2 separate regions of the Homo sapiens genome follow, and region 1 is linked to region 2. A link is a loop called in an ENCODE intact Hi-C map of the cell type or tissue named here. Cell type or tissue: CD14-positive monocyte. All regions are shown on one strand. Links, peaks and the distances in the headings refer to the core of each region. The heading gives the core; the rest is flanking DNA.

Evidence for each region. A loop is a pair of places that touch in the nucleus more often than their neighbours do. Peaks named below come from ENCODE experiments on the same cell type or tissue, not always from the same donor. Only the 100,000 strongest peaks of a DNase experiment are listed, where the experiment ranks them.
Region 1: a loop joins it to region 2, with 1.8 times the contacts of the local background. A loop is called at or near these places in 4 of 110 quality-filtered maps.

The regions. Positions count from the first base shown.
Region 1 is chr1:41,271,639-41,278,444 of GRCh38, forward strand. No RefSeq gene overlaps it. Among named protein-coding and RNA genes, the nearest start is that of SCMH1-DT, 33 kb to the left of the region's middle. In CD14-positive monocyte, for the core only: no CTCF peak of the experiment used is centred there; a DNase peak (open chromatin) is centred at 3,333; H3K4me3 peaks cover 2,936 bases; H3K27ac peaks cover 3,984 bases.
Region 2 is chr1:41,351,221-41,358,026 of GRCh38, forward strand. No RefSeq gene overlaps it. Among named protein-coding and RNA genes, the nearest start is that of FOXO6, 6.8 kb to the right of the region's middle. In CD14-positive monocyte, for the core only: no CTCF peak of the experiment used is centred there; no DNase peak of the experiment used is centred there.

The sequences.
Region 1 (6,806 bases), core at 867-5,866, 80 kb before region 2:
GTTTAGTTCAACAACTATGTTTCTCATTCCCAGTGTTTCTAAATGGCTTTATTTAGTTTCTGCTTGTTTTTAATTTATAATTTATTATTCTTTTGTATGTATGGATGTTATTCCTGACTTTATTTGAAGAGTCTAAACATATTTATTTTGAAATTGTTTTCAGATAATTCTATTATTTCACTTTTGTCTGTAGTGGATTCATTCTGCCAATTATTAGTTTTGTTGACTGTCTACATCTGCATTCATTTTCGTCATGTGTTTTGGAATTTTAGTTTGCAGGCTTTTTTAAAGTGGGATTTATTTTTCTGTACATACTCACTCTGCTTAGTGGGTTGATAGCTTCTCCCCACACTCCTGGGACCCTGTCTAGAGCCAGGTTTTAGGCTGCTGACTCAAGGCTTTCATCCTGTAATGGTGGTGGGAATTTCACATGTCCAGTCACTGAACCAGCATCATGAGATTTGGCCCTGGCCTCACAAGGGTCTCATTTAGCCCCTCAGGCAGTGAGGGAGTCAAACTCCTGGCTGCTTCCCCTGCTTCTGGTGCCAGACCCCTGGCTTCCACATTATGTAGCCCCTTGTGTTTCTATTGAAATTCTGATCCACAAAAATGTTGATTCTGATTTTGAGCATGGCTATTCCTGTTTTGAATCTATCTTTTTATATAATTGCTGTGAGTTTGGTGCATGAATTTACAGCACCATCTTGATCTGAAGTTTCTGGACCCTTGAATCTCCCCAGGGAAGACACTCTCTGACTGCAGATAGGATTTTTTTTTTCCCCCAGCATCCAGGCTTGCAGATACAAGAAGGAAAGGAATCTGCCTTTATGGATCCTTCTCTTTTATTCCCCAAGGTGACTCAGGCCCTGGAGGATACAAAGAGCCCCCTGTAAAAAGTGTCTTTAGACCTCTTGGCCTCTAGTCTCCATCACAGGGCTTCCTGCCAACACTCCATCTCAAAGGTCTTCCCTGACGTGGGGCTTTAGGTGTTCACAGCCATATTTGCATTTCAACAAGGGACTCATAAAGATGTTTTCATCTTTAAAATGTACAGGCATGGAATTCAAATCGCGGAGTGACAGGCTGTGTGTGGGGCTGATTGTCTGGGTCAGAGACATCACAACTGGCTGGTGAGGAGAGCTTTCTGACAACAGGAGCTGTCCAACAAGGAGTGGGCTGCTGTCACCGAGGAGCTGAAGCGGCCGACGGCTGACCTTCCACTGGGCACTAGGCAGGGCCTGGATGGAGGGAGTCTTAAAGTAGGAGGGAGAAGCCAAGGAAATAGCTCTCTAGAAGCATTTTGTACACTGAAAAGTGTCATTGAAACGCTGTCACAGTTCTAAGAGGAGACATTGCTCCTCTGAAAACCAGCCTCACTCCCTAAGCTGATGTATTTCCAGAAGCAGGGCCTGAGCTGCCACATGCAGGCCCTGAGGACTTGAGGCACATCGTTCTTTTTTTGGGTCTCATCTGTGAATCAGCCACTCAAACCTAGTGGCTCTCAGCCTGCAAGTTCATTCATGCAATGCAGGGCTTCTCCACTGCTCCCCCAAACCTCCTCAGGCCACCCCTGCGTGTGCACCCACCGATATGGCCTGTTCTGAACAGGTGACCCTCAGCTGCCAGCATCACTGCCCTTCAAAACCTGACTTATCTCTCGTGTTTTACAGTTACCATAGCAGAAAGATTTATCTTCATCTTTTACCATTTAAAAATACTAATGGAATTACTGTTTTTGTCTGTTTCTGTTTTGAAGCCATACGATTTTTCTCTCACTGCCACCACATTTGTGATGGCCTTAAAAATTATTCTTAAAGATAAATATAATTCTAGAAAAACCTTCTCAGGGAAAAATGGGTATTTGTTTCCAACTGTTGTGGGGCTGAAAAACTTTTATAGCATGCTTGGTGGCATATATGGGATTCTAAGGGCCTTTCAGCACCAACCTTCCTTCCTGGTCCCAGCAGGTGAAGGCAGGGCCCTCCCAGGCCAGTGCACCTGTCACAGCCCTTGGCTGGCTCGAGGAAGGAAGGGACTTCACATCTATTGAATGTTGTGTGCTTCACAAGGGCTGTCTCCTTTCATCTGCACAGCAACTCATTGTACAGATGAGGAATTTGGGCCCGGAGAGGTGAGGTGACCCACCCAAAGTCACACAGCCAGGAAGAAGCAGAGTGCACTTCCCTCTCAATCACACTCTCCAAATCCTCCAGTTGGTTCCTGTTCAGCCTTCTGAACAGGGTGGATTTTTGCTTAAGACTTTCTATATGGATTATAACCCTTAAATTATGATATTTTGTCATAACTATTTTAGCTTTCATCTGTGTGGTACTTAACATTTTAGCATAACTTTTTGACTATAAGAAAAGTACACGATCTATTTTTTGTAACTTTTTTGGGGGGTGACTTTTAGTTTAAAATTATTATAAGTTCACAAGAGGTTGCAAAAATGGTATACAGAGAGGTCCCATGACATTCACTCAGTTTCCCCCAATGGTACCATATCAAAATCAGGAAAGTGACATTGGTAACTTGTGTGTGTATAGTTCATTGTCATTTTATCCCATGGATAGATTCATGTAACCACACTGCAATCAAGATATAGAACTGTTCCATCACCACAAAGGTTTTCTTCATGTTACCCTTTTTAATCATAGCCACCCCCTTCCCTCTCACCATCCCTAACCCCTGGCAACCACTAATCTGCTCCCCATTTCTACAATTCTGTCATTCCTAGAATGTCATATACATGGACTCATACTGTATGTAACCTTTTGAGACTGATGTTTTTCACTCAGCGTAATGCCCTTGAGATCCATCCAAGGTGTCCTGTGTATCCATAGTTCATTCTTTTTTATTGTTAAGTAGTATTCCATGGGTGATCTGTTTTTTGAACACTTGGAAACACAGAGAATATTTTTTAAAAATAGAAAAAAATCAAAACAAACTCAAACCTCCAGTTAGGAGGAGGGAAGTCTCCTGGTTTCCTTCTTGCTCATGTCCGAAGTGGCTTAGGCCCTGGGCTGACACTTTGAAGACCCAGGTGCAAAGACAGGAGAGAAAGACAGGGAGAAGACAAAGCCATTTGCCCCAAGCCTCTCTGCTCCCAATCTTCTCCTCGGTGGGACTCCATCTGGCTGCTGCGGACTCTCTGTTTGCATCTGTCTCTTTCCGTTTTTCCCCTCTCTTTCTCCTCACCCTGTGTGTCTCCATCTGTCTCTCTGAGTCAGTCTCTCTCTTTCTCAAACCACAAAACATGGCTAAATGCAATTTCCATTGAGTGCAGAATCTTGTGTCTGTGCTTCATTATTCTGTCTGGATTGGTACATGTTTTCAATTGCATAATTCCCCTCCTTCCTCATTTTCTCCCCAAGACTTTCTCCCACATAATATGAGCATTTGGGGGCCAGCTTTTGACAGTTCTGCTTTTGAATGCTGTGAAAAGTAGAGCGAGTGCCTTTTTCAGTCCTGCACCACCAGGGAAGCGAGGTTGGCAAGTTCCCCCAGGGTTCCTGCCGAGCTTTGTCCCTTAGGCCAGTCTTTGGGAGGAGTGTCCCTCTGCCAGCATTCTCAAAGCCAAGGCTCTCCCTGCAACACCTGCCTTGGGGGAGGGTTCAAAGAGCATTTTGATGGCCTGCTCAAGACCTTCCACCCACATGGGTGACCACGGCATCAGATCCAAACTTCCCTCTCTGGCTGTTCACACCCTTAAACATCTGGACTGACCCTATTCATTTATTTCTTCATTTTTATGTAACTGGGCAGTATAACTTCTTGCCCTAACAGCCATTGCAGTTTTGAAATGGGGTTAATAGAAAGTGATCTAAATATTCAACAAGAAGAGAATGATTAAATGTATTATAGGATGTCCCACATGACCAGACATTACAAAATCATTAGAAATCATGGTTTGGACAGTTTTCAGAGTGGGAAAATACTCATGATATATGGTACTGTTAGAACCCTGATGATATAAAAATACATAGGCATTGAAAAATGGCTTAGAGAAAAGGACCAAAGTGTTAGCTCTTATTTTTGAATAGTGGGATTGCAGATGACTTTTTAAATTTTTCTTAATGTTCACAATAAGCATGTTTTATCTTTATAATCAGAAAACAAATATGCATTATTAAAACTAAATGAACTCTATTGGACAAAACGTCTTGTCTACAGCCCTTTACTCAAGGGGTGTTATAGGGATTCAGCACCTCTTCTTCCCCATAACTCCATGGGAAGGCAAACCACTGTCCAGGCCCTTTTCCTTGAGCTCAGGCGCCTGCCAGGCGGGTGGAAAGCCATGCTCTGCATTGCAGTTGATGGCTGCCCTGTCCCTGCCCCCCGGCCATATTTTCGAATGTGATTTGCAGAATGGACAGGTCCTGGTTGATGTCCCCGCAACTCTGCACTGCATTTCCAAAGCGGGGTACTGCCTCATCCCGTGAAACAGTGTCCTTGTTTCCCCTCATCAGATGATCCCTGTGGCCCCTGCATTCCCAGCACACACCCAGTGCACAGAGCAGCCACGCATTCTGACCCCTGCCGGGAGCTAGCACAGACACTGGCCTTCCAGACCATGTGCATGGAACCCAGAGCTCCCTGGTTCCAGCCCAATGTACTAGAAAGAGCACAGAGTTCTAGAAGCTTCAACTCTGCCATTAACTCCTGCCTGAGAGAAGAGGACCAACAATCCTATTTGCCATATGGAAAGTTACATATAGTGTGTAGGACACATTTTTTTTTTTTCAAATGGATTTTTGAGCCAGTTCTGAATACAAGCAGCAGTTAACAGTTCAGCTGCTTCAATAATGGTTTGGGGTTGGGCCCTGTGTGCCTTGGGCACCTTGGGCAAGTTTTCCCCCTCTCTGTGCCTCTGTTTCCTCATCTGAAAAACAGAAGTAATAATATTACCTACTTCATAGGATCATCATAAGGATTAAACAAACTGGTTCATGTGAAGTCTTGGTGAAGTGCCTGTCTGAAGTAGCCCACAGTCAATGTTAGCTACTATTGTTTTTATTCCGAGATGCAGGATATTTGACATTAGGGCTCTCCCAGAAAAACCCAGATGTAAGTCTCTGTGATGAATGCCAAATGAGGATTACCAATTAAAAGCCCTGCCTCAAGTCTGTTCCCGAGTGAGGTAGGAGGTATAAAGAAACGCAGGCTGCTGTGTGAGGGGATCGGGGGGTGAACATGGTGAACATGGGAGGGCTGCTCAGAGGGAGCACCCTGTGCTTGGCCTCTGTGGAGACAAAAGTGACTCCATCTTGGATGCTAATCCTCCATGTTGACTTCTGATTAGCTCCAGTCCTGTGAATGCCCCCGATTCCCGTTTTATTTACTGTCCTTTGTGTAAGAAAGTCAACCTTGATGTTATCATACAAATTATAAGCTATCACACATACAGCATCTCACCTGTTTTAGAGGGCTGCCTTTAATAGTCTTGCTGAAGCACGTATACCCTTTTCCTGTGGTATAGAAGCTCTGGGTCTGGGGGGTTGCTGGGTGGAGATCCACCTATCTTGTGGCCATCCAAGACCATGCTTCTGTCTATAAGTTCCCATAATCAATTTCACAGTACCGACAAACTGAATCTGTCTGCCGCCTTTGGTTTCTTGGCTCCTTCAGTATTTGAGGCTGCTTTTCATATACGGCCCTTTCACGGAACAGCTTTGAAGGAGGAGAGTAGGCAAAGAAAGGGGCTTGGCTGGGAAGGACAGGAGAACCCCTGGAGCAGAGGGGGCTGTGGCAGGCTTCCTCGGAAATTGTGGAATTCCGGCTGGGGCAGGGGCCCGTGGGTGGGATTGGGACAAGGGATATTTTTGAATCCATACCTGTGATGTCTACCCTTTTCCCAATGGTATCTTTTTACAACCACCTTGCACAGCAGGCTTATTTATAAATGAGGAAGTGAAGGCTCAGACTGGGCAGTGGCTTGCTCAGCACTCTGCACCTGAGAGGGAGGGAGCTGAGGTTTGAATCCAGAGTCAGGGAGCCCACTTAAGGCCTGTGTTACTGCCTTCCCCAGGGCCACGGAAACCTCTGCTCCAGGAATGGGGTAGGGAGGACAAGGCCTCAGAGGGAACATCTCGCTGCAGGGAAGAGGGAGCGGCTGAGGGAAGCCCGGCCCCAGGTGTGGGAGAGACACTGGGCAGCCACGTGGGGAAAGAGCAGAAAGTAGGTCAGTCACACAGGAGACGGAGCATGAAATTAATGAGCGTGCGGGAGCTGGAGTAGTCACCTTCAGGGAAGGCAGAGAGAGGAATGCAGTGCCTTTGGGAGAGGTGGTGGGGCCCCCCCGGAGGGTTTGGTGCAGGTGAGAGAAGCAGGATTGTGTTTTGGTGTTTTCTCTCCTTGCCCCCAGCATTGGGAGGATGTCTGTGGGGCAGGATGGGGAGATGATGGGAGAGTATAAGGGGTAGAGACTGGCAAGAGGTACTGACAGAAGCTCTATGAGGGCAAGGATCTTGTTTATTTTCTTAATGCTGACTGATTCTTGCTGCCTAGGCCAGTGCCTGGCATATCACGGGCAGATTTGAATGAATACATGATTAGAGACAGCTCTGCTATGGACGTTATTGTGTTATTGTGTGAACTGAGGAAGTAAAGCTTTTGTTCCTTATTTTTACCAAGGAGCACCAGCTGAATTCAGTAGCCTTTGCAGAGTCCCTGCCATGTGCTAGCCTGAGCTAGGTGCAGGGGAGACGGGAAGATGTAAGGTAGAGCCCTTTCCCTTACAGAGCTCACCATCCACAGGAAAGACAGGTTTGCACATGACTGTGACATCATGTGCTGAGCACATAAAT
Region 2 (6,806 bases), core at 1,034-6,033:
CCTCTGTGAAGCCTCTTATATTCCCTTTCCCTGTTCCCTCCCATCTCCCATTCAGGTCCTGCACTGGGCCTGACAGAGGAATGAGCAAGGCAAAGACCCTGGCTAGAGAAACTCACAGACTATAAACAGGCCTGGAAACAGAAAATTACAGCAGAGAATGGGAACAAGAAGCATACACCAGGAACATAGGAAGACTGACTGATACATTTGTGATGGTTTCTCGTATGTGTTAGCTTGACTGGGCCAAGGGGTGCCCAGATGAGATGTTATTTCTGGGCGTGTCTGTGAGGGTGTTTCCAGATGAGATTAGCCTCTGAGTTAGTGGACTCGGTAAAGTAGATTGAGCTCCCGAATGTAGGTGGGCATCATCCAAACTGTTGCAGGCCTGATTAGAACAAAGAGGAGGGAAGGAGAGGATTTGTCTCCTTCCTGCCTGCCTGCTGCTTGAGCTGGGACATCGGTCTTCTCCTGCCCTTGGACTGGCATTTATACCAGCAGTTCCCCTGGTTCTCAGGCACTTGGGGTTGGGCTGGAAACAATATCACTGGCTCTCCTGGACCTCCAGCTTGCAAGGGCAGACTGTGGAACTTTTTAGCCTCCATAACTTCTCAGTCTCCATAATTGTGTGAGCCAGTTTCCTCATTATCTATCTATCTATCTATCTATCTATCTATCTATCTATCTATCTATCATCTATCTATCTATCTATTCATCAATCAATCTGTTTAATCTATCTCCAGTTGGCTCTGTTTCTCTGGAGAAACCTAAGGCATCATCCAAAGTGATCCAAGGAGGCTTCTTAGAAGAGGTGACAGACAAGCTGACTTTCAAAGGCGTTGGTCAGGGATGTGAGAAAGCTGCCTGAGTTCTGTCTCACCCTGTATGTGGATTGACTTCCTGTATCTGTACTACTTTTCCTCCCTCATCATTTATGCCTCTACTTCCATAAAAAGGGATTTGGGTAGATTCTGATTTTTATAAAATGACACATACAATAAAAATACAACCATTAAGTAAGGAAAAGAAGTAAGAACTTTGTAATACAACGGGAAAAGAGAATGAACTACAAACCTACACTTAGAATAGTTCCTGTGTTTGATACAAGATTTAACTCTGTGCTTCCCAGCAGGCAAGAAGGTAGCATATCTGCACACATTGCAATGTGGGGACGGAGGGCCCATCCAGTGACATCAGGAGAGCGCTTGCTCACCCACCCCCTCTCTATTGATTTGTTCACTGTGTTAATGGCTCCCTTTTGTGTTTGGCTGGTCAGTGTTTTGAATTGGTCTTTAATTATATCTCATGCAAATGACTAAGGCATATGGAGAGGTTGTGGAGCCAAAAGTTTAGAAGCACCTATTATGTGCCACTCCTACTACTCTTCTCTGCAACATAAATAGAGGAAACTGAGGCTCGGAGGAGTTAAGTAAAACACTGGTCAAGTTGGCCCAGGGGCCCACATCTCCTGACCCCAGCATAGGCTCTTTATGAGTTTGGATGGATGAGATCTTTGGATGAGATATCTCAGAACAAGGAGCCAGCCTGGGCAATCCGTTTGCCAAGCTAGAGTCACTGAGCAAGCCAGACACCTACAGATGCCACAGGTAGGAACAACTGCTGTGTACTCTAGCTCAGCTTGAGAATAGTTGGTTTAATTTATGAATTTAGATGGTTGAAAAACCAAAAGCCATAGAAACAATCAGCACTTGTCAAGTGCCTACTATGTGCCAGGAACTTCTGTTTCCCCCTTTTCATCTGTGAAATGGGGATGACAGTAAAATAATGCCAACCTCTCCTGATTGATGAAGGATCAAGTGAGAGCCATGGAATCACTTAGCACAGAGGCTGTACTTAATATGTTCTTGAGAAATATTATTGTTATTTTCTTTTGTCTCTTTTTTTTTTTTTTTTGAGATAGAGTCTCGCTGTCACCCAGGCTGGAGTGCACCGGCACAATCTCAGCTCACTGCAACCTCTGCCTCCCAGGTTCAAGTGATTCTCCTGCTTCAGCCTCCCAAGTAGCTGGGATTACTGGCGCCCACCACCAGCCTGGCTAATTTTTGTATTTTTAGTAGAGACAGGGATTCACCTAAAGTGCAGGCGTGAGCCACCGTGCCCGGCCCACCTCAGCCTTCTGAGTAGCTAGACCACAGGCACTGGCCACTGTGTCTGGCTAAGTTTTTGATTTTTTTGTAGGGACATTGCCCAGGCTTGTCTGGAGTTCCTGGGCTCAAGTGATCCCACCACCTCGAGCTCCCAAAGTGCTGGGATTATAGGCGTGAGCATGTTGGCCAGGCTGGTCTCGAACTCCTGACCTCAAGTGATCCACCTACCTCGGCCTCCCAAAGTGCTGGGATTACAGGCATAAGCCACCACATCCAGCCTGTCATTATTATTATTATTATTATTATCATCCTCACAATAGTCCTGTGCTGTTGCTGCCAACGCCAGTGTTGTCTTACTGCTAAGGAACTGAGGCTCAGGGAAATGAAATGTCCAAGGTCACCAAGTTACAGCCGGGATTCTAACCCAAGCCTTTTGGGCTCAATTCCTGCACTCTCCATGTTAAGGGACAGAGGCCAGGAGATCAGGAGATAAAAATGAAGGTTCAGGAAAAGCATGTTAGGCAGGTAGGCCTAGGATAAGCACGCACGGCATGAGGTCTTTCTACTGGGTGAGAGGGCCTCTGAACGGCAGCTGCAGAGAGAATGTGGGCGGCACACGTGGCTGGCCTGGGCCCTGCGGGTAAGAGTTGTGGTCATAGTGGTGGGGCCCTGCTCAGGCCATGCCTAGCACCCAGAGGAGCAGCAGAGAAGTGACTGCAAAGCAGCCTGGGGCCGGAACCAGGTCCCAGGGCGGTCAGACCAGCTGAGGGACTATCGGCTGGTTGATGAGAGTTTACAAAGGGTAGGATGACAGCATTGGTGGGGACCACATTTTTGGCTTGTCCTCACTTACTCTAACCCAAATATTAAATTGCAGTAATTAAAAGTAGAAGTTAAGGGTGTGGGCTAAGCATGTTTCACACAACACAAAGGGGAGAAGAGGGCATGCCCCCTCTCTGCCAACCTGTCTGCTCCATTTGGCCTGGGAAGTCTGTGCCCCACTTATTTGGCAACACCCACCTGTGCAGGCAGCAACCAGGTGAGAGAAAGCAGCTGTAGCCATGAAAGCGTTGGCTTCGGGGCTGGAAAATATGGGCTGAGGTTCTGGCTCTGTGACCTGGGGAAATTTATTTTACTTCTCTGAGCCTCTGCTGTCCCTTCTAAAATAATCCCAGGCTCTAGGATTAATTTAGGATCAAGTGAGAGCCAGGGACTCACTTTGCATAAAGGGTGCACTTAGTAAGTGCTTTGATACATTATTTTCTCGTCATTGTCTTAGTCACGTGGGCTGCTATAACTGGGTAGCTTATAATCAACAGAAATGTGCCTCTCACCTTTCTGGAGCCTGGAAAGTCCAAGATCCAGGTGCTGGCAGATTCAGTGTCTGGTGAGGGCCTGTATTCTGGTTCATAGACTTTGACTTTTTGGTCCAACCTCACATGACAGAAGGGGCAGGGGGTCTCTCTAGGGCCTCTTTATAAAGGCACAAATCCCATTCATAACGGCTCCAGCCCCAAGACTTAATCACCACACAAAGGCCCCACCTTCTAATACCATCACCTTGCAGGTGAGGATTTTAACATATTAATTTTGGGGCGGACTTAAACGTTTCGACCATAGCAGTCATTATTATTATCATTCTCACAATGGCACTGTGAAGTTTCCTCAGGAGTGCTGCCTCAGTTTCCCCATCTGCAATGGGAATAGCTGTGGCTACTCCAGAGTGTGGCTTTCAGGATTAAATAAGATGGAACACACAACACAGTGCCTGGCACACAGGAGGCCTTTCCTCCCTCCCTCCGTCAGCCACTTCTGCAGGGCTGGTTGTTCTAATTATCTTAATTCACCAGGAGGCGCCAGCCTCTCTACCAGGGTTCCCTGTGTGGTGGGGCCCTGAGACCAACAGTCAAGTTGAGGAGGTGGTGACGCTGGCCATGCATCTAGAGGACACAGGGCAAGGCCAAGCTGTCAGCCAGAGAGAGAAATACTTACAATTTTTCAGAGGCCACATAGCTCCTTCCCTACCTCATTATCTCCTTTTATTCTTGTACCTCCTCTGGGGGAGTGGGATAGATGTGATCTTCATTTTGCAGATGGGGAAACTGAGGTAAGTAACCATTCCATGGCTACACAGTGGGTCCTTAATGGAGCTGGTACTAGCTACCTCCTTCCACAGTCACCTACCAGTGCTGGGGCTATGGCCGCCAAGGGGAGAAGCAGCAAGTCTGGGGGGTCCTCACAAGTGGAGGCTTACTGACTTGGGAAGGTCCACTGCCTCCATGGCCTGGTGGGGATTGGGAGGGCCTGGTGGGAGGAGGGAAGCTGGAAGGGGTAGCTTTCTCCTAGAAAGCTCACTCCCTTTTCAGTGACTTCTTATAGTGATGGTTGTGTCTTTAGAGTTCCAAACTAGTATTTTGCAAGGAGGTCTCAAGACTCTGTGAACATCACCCTCAGATGGAAGCTTCGAGAGTATCTGCCTAGGTCCTCCACCCATTTGACTGATGAGGCAACAGAGTTCCAGAAAGAAGTGACTTAGCCAAGAGCAGGGCCAGTAGCAGAATACTGCAGCCCAGTGTTTTCACACCACTGTTGGAGGCCCTGGGGACAGGACAATCCAGAGGAGAGGACATTTGGGCAGGACATGGCAGGCAGTGAGGCCACAGTGAGATACTAGGTCTTATTCTGCCGGGCACTGCCATCAAATCATCACTTATCTTTTCCCTGCAACAACCCTGGGAGGTCGAGGTTGTTGTCCTCACGTTACAGGGTAAGAAACAAGACGACTCAGAGAAGGCCAAAGTCAAATAGCTTCTTCGTGAAGGAGGCAGAATTCAAATCTGGACCTGCCTGTCTCCAAATCCTACACATTTTCTATTACATCTCTTGCAATGGGTTCCATAGTGGCCCCCCAAAATTCTTGCCTTTCCAGGAACCTCAGAATATAGACTTGTTTGAAAATAAAGTCTCTGCAGATATAATTAGCTAAGTTAAAATGAGGTCATTCTAGAATGGAATGGGCCCTAAATCCAATATGGTAGGTGTCATTACAAGAATAGGAAAGATACAGAGATGGACAGGAGATTGCCATGTGAAGACACAGGCGGGGAAGAACACCATGTTGAGACCGAGGCAGAGACTCGAATGATGCGTCTACAAGACAAGAAACATGCAGGATTGCTGGCAACTGCACGAAGCTAGAAGAGGCAAGGAAGGATTCTCCCCTAGAGCCTTCAGAGACAGTGTGGTCCTGCCAACACCTTGATTTCAGACTTCTAGCTTCCAGAACTGTGAGACAATAAATTCCTATTGTTTTAAGCCACCCAGTTTGTGGTACTTTATCACAGCAGTGCTAACAAATTAATATACCTCCTTCCCATGGTACAGAAGGGGGGTGACATACAGGCATCTTAGCTCCCAGGTGTGGTCCTGCCGAAATTTAGACTATCAGGACAAACCCAAGGCAGAGGAGGAGGACGAAGGACATGTGATGTTTGACATACTCTTTGCAGGGCTTTGTGCTTGGCACTTCACATATGGGATCTTGATGTAAGTGCAGCCATTCCCATTTCCCAGATGAGGAAACTGAGACTTAGAAAAGGGAAGTTACTTGCCCCAAGCTCATTTTTTCCCTGCCCCGCGGTGCTATGCAAGGAGCAAACCCAGACTCTAGTTTGAGTTCCAGGGAAGTAAGTTACTCACTTCCCTTCTCTCAGCCTCACTTTCCCCATCCAGAAAATGGGAATAATACTTTCTGCCTCTCAGGTGGTTGTGATTTCTTTTCACATCCCTTCACTCAACAGATATTTACAGAAGGTCTCCTCTGTGTCAGCCTCTGCTCTAGGCCCCAGAGACACAGCAGTGAACGAGATGTGCCCAGTTCTTGCTCCTAGGAGTCTGATTCTTTTGGGTAATGCCTGTCAGGTGCTCCACAGGGGCCAGCACTTAGTGAGTGCTTGGGGAACCTTATGGGGATAAGAATATAGGATTGAATGGGATGGTGTGCAGAATGGGCTTGGCCTGTAAGAGGAGCTCACTTTGGCATTCATTTCTTAATCACTATGCCAGTGATTCTCTACCCTGCCAGTGGTGGTACAGCCTCCTGGACAAGGAAGGTACAAGGTCCTTTGGGCCTGGGCTCCATGTTCTTGGGCACCCAGCAGTCGCTGCTGTAAGCTGCCTCCCCAGAGCCAGCAGAACTCTCTGCCCAGGCCTGGTCTGTGGTCTGTGCAGGCCGCCGAAGGGGCCTTGGGTCTTCTTATAGGGGCTGCATTGCTGCACTGTCCCCCTCAGCTGAGCCTCCTCAGCTCAGCCCCACCCACTCCCTGTCACTGTCCCTGCAGGGGCCAGGCCTGAGCCTGTCCTGGAGGCGCTCCCAGCTGTCCTGATATCCCCTCTGGCTTCTGCAGACACTCCCCCTTTCTGCCCCTGGAGGCCTCCTCTGGTCACCAGCCCCTTCCCCTCCCCTCCAGAGGTGTCCCCAGACATCATCTCTGTGCTATTCCTTTTTCCTGGCAACGGTGGCATTAAATATCAGCCAGGCTCTGCTCAGTGCTGGCAGGGTGGGGGTTCTTGATAACCATGTGGTTTAGGGGAGGGTCTTCTCAAGCTCCTGCATGATGGGCTAGGAATGATTGGGTTGATTGTGGTCTGGCTCTGTTCCCAACTCACTGCACTTCCTTGAGCAAACCTCTTCCTTCCCAG